2 separate regions of the Homo sapiens genome follow, and region 2 is linked to region 1. The links are chromatin loops, found by intact Hi-C in ENCODE. Cell type or tissue: heart left ventricle. All regions are shown on one strand.

What was found. Peaks named below come from ENCODE experiments on the same cell type or tissue, not always from the same donor. Only the 100,000 strongest peaks of a DNase experiment are listed, where the experiment ranks them.
Region 2: a loop joins it to region 1, with 13 times the contacts of the local background. A loop is called at or near these places in 56 of 110 quality-filtered maps.

What each region holds. Positions count from the first base shown.
Region 1 is chr11:4,634,454-4,639,453 of GRCh38, forward strand. It overlaps OR51D1 (olfactory receptor family 51 subfamily D member 1), which reads left to right and starts at 3,024. Exons shown (of 2, transcript NM_001004751.3): 1 at 3,024-3,300. In heart left ventricle, CTCF peaks have their summits at 2,620 (motif pointing right) and 2,824; a DNase peak (open chromatin) is centred at 2,618; H3K4me3 peaks cover 406 bases.
Region 2 is chr11:4,824,188-4,829,187 of GRCh38, forward strand. All of the region lies in intron 2 of MMP26 (matrix metallopeptidase 26), which reads left to right. Among named protein-coding and RNA genes, the nearest start is that of OR51F2, 5.4 kb to the left of the region's middle. In heart left ventricle, a CTCF peak has its summit at 2,485 (motif pointing left); no DNase peak of the experiment used is centred here.

The sequences.
Region 1 (5,000 bases):
AGGTTGTAGGGATTTGTGTGTGACACACATATCATTATCTCGTAACAAAAAACAATGGCATTGGTCATCTAAAAATGAAATTTGGATACTAAAGAAACAAGAAAACATCTTACAGGAAAGACCTTCTTATAGAAATAGCACCTAAAACAGAATCTAAATAAATGTTAGTTTTTAGAGGAGGGAAACAAAGAGGTTGACCATTCCAGATAAAACAAGCATTTGAGCAAATGCTTAGAAGAAGGTGTACAGATAGAGAACTTTATTTAAGGAACTAGAAAGATGCCAATGCAGGGCCGTATTGAGGGAGAGTTGAGGTGTCATGAGATGGGGCTGTCGAATTAGGCAAGTTCATATCTTTTAGGACCTCCTAAGCCATGAGTATATGTTTGGCCAAAGCTCTCCGTTATCCATTGGACCTTTAGCATTCCATTTACATTGAGTGATTTTTCCTCCCTTCTTTCCTTCAAAAAATATTGAAATATAAGTAGAGGGAAAACTATTATTTTTAAAGTCATACTTTGGGTCACCTTAATAAGATCTATTCTTAATACTGTAAAAAGAGAAAAAAAAATGAATGCTTGAAAAGTGCCTGTGGAAATTACGCCAACTAGGTACATAATGTTATTAATATTAATAATAATTTAAGCGGCCTGCCCATTAAACATGCCTCAGTTGAAGTCATAGAGTTGTGAGGTATGAGTGCAGATCAACAAGACCAATAATTTCTGCCTTAAGAGTGGATAGAAGAGGACTCTGTTCACGTTTCCTTTTATACATACACATTAGTGTCCACCCTCCCTACAAAGATACGAAGATATGTTCATAAGTATGAAAAATAATATCACAACGTTAAATGCTATCAGTAAAACAAAGAGAAAAAGGGTAAAGAGGTCCCGCCAAGATTAGGGGTCAAGAAAAGTCTTTCTAAGCAAGGGTGTTTAAACAGAAAAGGCTAAGAATTAAAACTGGGAATAGGATGAGTGTTTTTACCAGGGGAAAAATATATGTGAAGGCTGAAGGGTGAGAGAGAGCATGGCACATTGAAGATGTGGAAATATTTCGGGTCCAATAGGACTTATGTATGCAAAAAGGGAGGTAAAATGGTTGGAGATGGAGATGGAGAGTTGCACTGAGATGGCTTATGGAGTTCCTATGAGTTGGGTTCAGGAGTGTGTTCATTCTACAGGCAATGGGGAATTCAACTGTTCATTCTAAAGGCAATGGAGAATTGCCATGAACTGATATGTGTTTGGAAGATCACACTGGCCACAGCATAGACAACAGATTGGTAGGGAAGTTCTTCTGTGAGTCTGACCAGTGAACAAGTTATTCTGATGATCTAGGCAAAAGACTGTCTTGGCTTGGAATGAAGAAAAGGCAAAAAAGATGGAGAAAGATAATCAGACTCACAAAATAGATATCTAGTAGATAAAATGAACAGAACTTGGTGACTGATTGGATGTGGTTGGAGAGGAAGGTGAGAGAGAGATGGGGAGAAGGCAGGGATGATGATTTCTAAATTTTTGACATGGCCAACAGAGTGATTTATATGACAGGGAACATAAAACAGACAGGGAGCGGGGTCCGGATTGAAGAGCAGAGATGATGAGCTTAGTTGATAATGAAATCAATGAGCTTAGAAATGATGAGTTAGGTGTTGAGTTTGAGGTGCCTGAAGGACACCTATGTCCAATAGACTTTACCATATTTGGAGTTTAGGAGATTGGTCTGGCCTGCTTGGGTGATGAAAGCTACTGGACAAAGTAAGATTACTCATAGTTACTATATAGAGGGGGAAGACAGATTATCTTCCTGGGCCATAGCTACCAGTAATGTGAGGAGTAAAGGACAAGGAGTCTCTCTGCCAACTCCATCCTGTTGACATTTAGTCTCTTCTAGTTCCAAAATACACATTTTAAAATCTCTGTGGAGCTATAAATCCTCCCAATATTGTCCATTTCACTCCTCTGTTCACGTACAAATATCTTAAAAGGGTTGTCTACATCGACTCTCTTCATCTCTTCCTAACACACTCCTCACACTGCTTCACTCAAGATTCCATCCCCCACCCTGTTATCCAGGTAGCCAGTGACCTTTGATTTCAGTCTTTTCACTGCTTGATCTCTCGGCAGCTTTCTGAACTGCTGACCAATCTTCCTTGTCAATATATTTTTTCCTGTCTCTTTTGTGGCACTGTCTACTGGATTTCCTACGTCCTTGGCTCTTCCATTTGTTTTGACTAGTAATAATGAACACAAACATTCACTGGAGACTTGCTAGTATCTCATTTCGTTTTTCACATTAAATGCTTTCACACTAAATGCTTATAGTAGTCATACTATTAATAAATGGGCGGACCCAAGTCTGTTTCCTTCTAGAGCCCCATGTTCAAACAAACATGCCACACGGTCTCATTTCTGGAGGGACAGGACATCTATGATTAGCGACCCAAGGAAGAAAGGGTGGGCTTGAGAGGGTGAGAGGGAGAGCTAAGGGGCAGCGCAGAGTAGTGGAAAGAGCTCAGATGCTAGAGTCAGTTGGGTCCTTGGTTCTTAAAGGCATCATCCTCAGAGCCATTGCTCAGGGACGGCCACGAGGCTGAAGATCCCCTGTGCGACCACAAGGTGGCAGCATGAAGAAGCGAGAGTCCCTGACACAGCTTCGATCCCCTTGGGTAGTTAGTGTGTTCGGAGCGCTGGTATCCCTGCGTGCTTTCTGCTGAGTGCCCACCCCTCCATTCCAGCAGGTCCTCTCTTCCAGCCCCGTTATTCCTCTTCTCCTTTCCACCCCGCGACACAGCCTCCCTCTAGTCTCTTGAGCTGGGCTCAGAGGGATAGTGATAGAGCTCAGTCCCTTTGGGTAGGAGTCAGGGCTCAGCTTTCCTTGGGCGTCTGAGCAGAGCGTCAGTGCCAGGGAGACCCGACTCGTTCACTCTCCATCACTCTACACACTCCTGAGGGGCCCCAGAGAAGCTATAATTGGGCGGCCTCCATGCGCTGGGGAAGCACTGGTGGTGAGTGTAGCAGGCTCAGCCCAGGGAGGTTAGGCAACGGGAGGGTCCGCAGAGACAGGCACAGAAGGCTCATTGCATAAGGAAGCCGGGACTTGATCAGTCAGCTTGGCTGCTTGGAGAGGTCTTCTAGTGTACACCTTTTCCAGATCACAGTAGCCCGGTTCCTGGACCTTGTTCCTACACAGAGGAATTTCTTCAAGCCTGTGAGACCCGTTCCAAGCTTTGCCTATCCTTTGTCCCAGGACAGGACTCCTCAGTTCCTGCCTCCTACTCTTCACTTAAGCAAGGCAAGGGGAATTACTTTACCAGGAAAAAAATGTGTGTGAGTGTGTACGTGTGTGTGTATGTGCACGTGTGTGTTGTGGTGGTGCTGGTGGTGATTGGTGATGAAGAAGGAAACTGAAGCTGGGCTGGAAAGTTGAGTTAGAGGAACACTGTGAAGGGCCTTGTCTGCATACTGTGGAGTTACTAGTTCTCACTTTATCTGGAAAGCTATGGGAATCACTCCTAACTTGCTCAGCAGGAGCCCCAGGTGTCCAGTTTTGCTGTTTAGATGGCAGTGGTGTGGAAGGTGGTTTGGAATAGACTAGGTTTGGAGGCAGGGAGGTAAGTTGGAAGGCTCTTTTTATAATCAGGGCAGAGTGGATAATATAATTAAGTTGGGAGGAGGTGTATTAAGAGGAACGGCCCCAATAATTAATTGGAAAAGTTGAATTGCATGTGGGGGTGAAAGAGGAGACGGGTCAAGATGAGACCAGCTGCCCTGACTTGGGTGATGTGGGTTCTGAGCAGTGGCATTCTCTGAGATCAGGAACAGGTTTGGAAGGGGTCCCTGTTAGAGGCAAGATGAGTGGGAGGCCCATAGGCTATCCAGGTAGAACTATCAAGGAGGCGGTAGGTTATATGGCTGAATCTCAGGACACAGGCTTAGAACAGTGTGGTCTGTAGAGAGAAAGAAGTTGAGCCTGGGACGTTGTGTGATCACCAGGGAGAGTAGGTGGAGGGAGAGGTGTGTGTGCCTGTGAACACTGTGGAGTAACAGCAGCAGCACTGGCTGATTTTCTGTTCATGTCTCAGCTGCATCTGATTTCCATGACATGCTCCTCTTGCTGAGCGCAACCTGGGACTGACTCTCACCTGGGGCTTGAGAGATCTTGATGGCAGATGCTGCTTATTGTTCGTTTGGGAGCTGGAAATGGAAATGATAGTCCCTCTTCATTCACCTCCCTGCCCCCAAGAACACCAGAACAACTTTCCCCAAAGTTCTCTGATTTAAAGCACAAATTTCCTAGGGGAAAGGGGCTTATCGTTTTTTGTTTGTTTATTTGTTTTGTTTTGTTTTTGAGTTGGTGTCTCGCTGTGTCACCCAGGCTGGAATGCAGTGGGGGTGATCTCGTCTCACTGCAGCCTCTGCCGCCCAGGTTCAAATGATTCTCCTGCCTCAGCCTCCTGAGTAGCTGGGATTACAGGTGCGCTCCACCAAGCCTGGCTAACTTTTGCATTTTTAATAGAGGCAGGGTTTCACCATGTTGGCCTGGCTGGTCTCGAACCCCTGACCTTGCGATCTGCCCACCTCGGCCTCCCAAAGTGCTGGGATTACAGGCGTGAGCCACTGTACCTGGCGGGGCTTATTGTTTTTTAAAAAGATTTCCAAAACCTTGCCCTGGCAATTCTGATTTTCTGGGCCTGGAGCAGGACCTGGAGGGATGGTGTTGTCAATTACTTTAGATGTTTCTATCAGGAAAGTTTGAGAAATGGTATTCAGGCCTAAACACAAACCTCTCTTGAAATCTCATCCCAGACTGAGCCCCTGCTCCCTATCTTAAATTAGATTATAGTAGGTCTTAAAGTCAGCTGTAGACTGAGCCTCTAAATCTGAACCCAGACCCACCCTAACCCCAGGATACATCAGAAGAGCTGGTCAATGTGGACCATTCTGAGCAATCCTGCAAGTCTACTCTGATGGGAAAAGGCTAAGAGCAGTGCC
Region 2 (5,000 bases), 190 kb after region 1:
AAACAGGTTAAGGGATCATGACTTCCCATCATATGGCTGATGTCAGCCTGGTGCTGAGAAGTTCTCTATTGCAAATGTATGCTGGGTACATCCTAGAAGACTGTTCATTTAGCTCGTCTCCAGGAAGACTATCATATATTGCAACATATCAGTGTGGGTCCCATCACTCTGACAGCCATTCTAGCCTTTCTATCCTCTATAAAAATTATACACACTTATACGATTTTTAAGTACTGCCATGTGGTCTCAGAATTCCTTCATTCTCATTGTTAATAGGAAGCCCATTTCCACAGAAGCATCTTTCATTGTTATGTGTAGCCTACAGAGTACGGCAACTGCTGACCTTTGAAATGAACCAGACTTCCTCTTACAAATGCATTCTTTGTTGCCTCTGTGAAGACATTTCTCTTCCCTCATGGAGAAAATAATCATGTGGTAAATTCTCTTGTCCTATAGGATAAATCAATTCTAACATGTCAACTTCCCTGATATTTCTATAGTCCACATTTTACCAAGAATATTTGGCATCTCCACCTAATTTTCTGTGGTCATTATCATATCCAATCTTGAAACAACCGTCTCAGTAGTGCATTAGCACAGTTTCTGGGTATCCTTGATATAATATTGCACCTCTAATCATGGATCAATGCCTTCATGTCAATAAACTTTTCTCTGTTAATTAATATTCATACTACCACATACTTCCACTGCTGCCTGGATCTAACACCTTCAAGATCCACTCTACTCATTTGATTCCGGTTAGTCCAATTAAGTAGGTTCTGCAATGCCTTCAGTAAATAAGCTGTTTTCTCCAAAAATGTTAATAAAAATCCTCTTTTCAGGCTTTGCTGAGACCTGATTGGTTATTATTTTGGGTGCAATGAGAAATGATAGGGCAGTTCTTGTGGAGGAAAGGTATCAGTTGTGAGGCATCACACTCAGGTTTGGTTTGTGTAAGGTCTCCAGACAGTAATAAATGAATTATCTTTGAAAAGTAAGAAGGGATCTGTTTCTTCTGGCATAAAATATTCAAAAGTCTCAAGATTTGAAGACTTATTCACTCAAATGTCAACATTCCAGGAATGAGGATCTCATCATTTTCCCATTACTGTATTTCTAGTCTTTTTCAAGGTTTTTGACTTTATCACAGAAGATCTGTCAAACCTGAGCAGCCTGCCTTGTAGCTCTGCCACCTTTTTAGTGAAATCCTTTGCCTGATTTTTAGAGCTGTATAATCTATGTCTGAATGAGATAAAGGTTTCTGTCAGTGTTCCTACAGAGAACCTTTGATTTTCATGGCATACCCTGCATTGTGAGTTGGATGTCCCAATCTGATTAGCTCTTATTTCAAGATTTCTGAGGCAGATAATAAAATCAGCCCATTCCATAATCTTTAGATGTTTTAGGTAAAAATGGAAGACTAGATTCAGATCCATAGTTACTATATAAACTAATACCTTACCTTCCACCTGAACTTCATCCAGTCAATCACAAATGAGTGTGTTAGTAATTGTGATGCCATTGAATTTCAAGGATTATTGTCAGCCTTCTGACTGCTAGCAACCAGATTTTGTTATCAATTGAGCATGTTAATGATAATGTGCTTCCAGGGACCATGAATGAGGAACAACTGAAGTTAAAGAAGGAGAAAGAATAAGATGATAGAAAACACCTCATTGAGTTTGATGCTGCGTTAATCAGGGTTCAATCAAAAGACAGAAATCATACAATAATTTTAACAGGAAAAATTTAATTTAGAGAATTATTAACAAGGAGCTAAAATAGTGGAGAAATTAGCTTGTTAAAGAGAGTTATAAAGAATTCAGTAGAAACAGCTATAAGGGGCAACCATTACCCCAAGCACTGGGATAAAGCACCTAAGGAGGATTCCTTCCCTTGCACTAGGCTGGTGAACTCACAAAAGGGCCTTATCAGTGAGGTTTTCCATAAATCTGCCCTCTGATAGTTGCAGGAAAGGCCTTCCGTAAGAAGGTGCCAAGCCCCAGAACTCTCTAAGTGCAAGGGAAACTGCTGATTATTGGGCGTTGCTGTACCTGGGAGCTGGAAAGACTGTTCTTTCTAGGAGTATAATGCGTTTCCATGTGTGGCTGTACCTGGGGTGGCTCCAGCCCACCTTCTCTGGATAAGTTGAGTGACTACCTTGCTAGAAGACTAGTCCCATGGGGCCCCTGATGTGCACACAGATATTCAGGGCTAAGGAGAAGATATAGAAGAAGCTATCTCAGCTTCAGTGCTGGCCTATTATGCCTATGGTTCCAGGTTATGCCATTGTTGTTTCAGTGGAGAGCTGGAGAACAAGCTCAGTGGTGAAATGCTGAAGAAAGCTATGCACTGCTGGAACTGAGCCCTGGAGGAACCACACAGAGCCAAGCAATAAAGAAAAATCATGATTTGTAGGAGTCTGGTTGGCAAACCACAATAAAACCAGGAAGAGAAAAACCTCTTCTTCTCCTTTCAGTGTGCCTCCACTACCCTCTACTGACAAATCTTAACATTGTACCAGCTAGCAAAACATTATAAGGCCCAACATCTTCATCACAGAGCAGGTAAAAAGGAATTTGGAGGTTGAGAAATGGCATATCAATAATAATCCAGATACCATTATGGGTGACTATTGCCTAATCCTACAGGGCCACCTCTGAAGCCTTATCAAATACGTCTCGGGATACTCAACCCAGGAAAATAAAAAGACAGAAACAGTTAATCCATTGGATCCTTTTTCCCATTGCTGAAAGTCTACCTCATGAATCCTTAATTTCCCCCTATTTCTGGGTTGTACATGCATGGATACCAAGTGAGTACATGTAGATATTTCATCATTCAGTGTCAGTCTTGGGGCAAGAAACAAGAGGTACATGGCACGCGCCTAGGTTGAGAGGTTTTCAGATTCTTCCTGCGAAAAGCCAGCCAATGACTAAATGAGTCTGATTGCTGTAACAGTGATTGGAAAATGAGGCTAAAAGATTTGCGGTGATGCACTAGAAGCAGCGAATTCACAGGGTCAACTGATGTTCTATCCTGGAGAGCTTGTAGGTTCACAGAAAATGCAGTCACCTCAGAATGAGGTATGAGCCATTTCTTCTGCTGTACTGAAAATCTATCCTTGATCTTTTTTGTTATTGTTTTTGGTGCAAGTTCTGTTATTTAATCCTGTAAAGTCAATTAAAATGATATGCTTACCAACTTGTTTCCTTTTTTTAAAAACTCCAAATAGAGAAGAAAAATGATCCTGAAAAAGGTATCCAGGGGCCAAGTCTTTTAGAAAGTATGGGGATAGCTCCAGGGCAATGGAGAAAGTGCTATGAGCACATAAAGTATACAGAAGTGGTCTCAGGAAGGCTGCTGAGAGAAAAATGCTTTTGCAGGGAATATTTATTATTTCTAAGTTTACACCCTTTTATGTTAAAATGGTGATATTAATAATAATATTGTTATTATTTATTGTTGTTAACAATAAATAAAAAGGAGAAGTAAGGGAAAGCAGAAATGGAGGAGGAAGAGCTAGGGTAGCAAGTCAAATCAGAGAAAAAAATAGAAGAAAGATAATAGATTTTATTTCATCTTTTTCCTAAAAATTACCTAAATTTAGCCTTTCCAAGATGAGAGTTCTAATTGTTTTTCTCCCTAAAAAAAAAAACACAACACAACAAAGACAAACTTGTAATTTTTATCATAGTTCTAGTTGCTTTTTTGACCTGGTGACCCTGTAGCCTTTTCTGGATCTGGAGACCAATTAATTTTCCACTCAAAATGATGTAGATACATGTCAGGAACTAATAGAAGGATGTGCCATAAGGCAAACATGAGCCATATAAATTCCATTATGATTGTGGACTGATGCTGGAAAAAATACATCAACATTAGAAACTTGCACTCCTTTTGGTAATACTCTAGTTAAAATATACATTTTTCTGAATGTGAAAAATCAAATTGAATTATGTCTCCTATCTGTGTATAAGAATAGGAATGTGAGGAAGCAGTGCTCCTCGTTTTTTGAAGCCATTGTAGACTGAAGAGGTGCTCTTCATTACCTGCTAAAAACTGCTCTAGGTTTAGGCTCAAGGTTTTCTGGAAGTTTACCTCTAAAAGTTTCTGAAAGCTTTTTATATTGATTATCCTACTCACTGACGATCCATAGTTGTCCTCTGAGCTATAAGCTCAATAAAAGCAATGCATCTATTTTGGTCATCTGTGTTTCTCAGTAGCTGGACACAATGCATTGTTCATAATAGGTCATCAAGAAATACACATCAAATAAATGAATGATGATGGCAATAGATATGCTGTTTGTGGTAGGTAACATAAGAATTGATGGGGAAAGGAATAAAATTTACTTGTACTATCTATTTTAGAAAGCGGGGGGAGATTTTTTATTATCAGAAAAGGTATTTTCCTAATGGGTGGAGGTTTGAATAAAGATTAAAGTTTGAATGAACACAACCGTTTAGGGTTATCTTCTCTAATTAGGATAATCTAACTAGGTCTGCAATGCTCTCTTGGTTCGACACTTATGTGCTTCTTTTCTAGGCCTTAATTATATTTTCATGACAGCTGCAATTTGCCAGAGCAATAAGTTGAGAAACTAGGCTGGATATTTTGGGCTAGAATTAGAGTAGGCCTTCATGGTTATTTTGTTCTGGTCCAGTAATAATAAAGAGGACCATTTCAAAGGATATTCTGTATCGCTTTTGTCTGTCATCCTCAGCAAGCAGCTCTAAATATATTCAGGGCCTAACAAATCTGGTTTCAGTCACCCATCTGCCCGGGAGTTTCAGTGCTGCCTCTACCCAAGTCCAGTGAAGCCTTGAGTCTAGGGGACCTAAGGCTTTAGGAAAATAATACAGTGTTTAACTAGGACTGACATTTTCCTGAAGGCAGAATATTAGGTATCATAATCCTGACTGTATTTCTACTGGCATGATCTTGCAGTAAAAGGCTACTAAATACCAAAAAAATTCTGACCTTAAGTAGGGTTTACA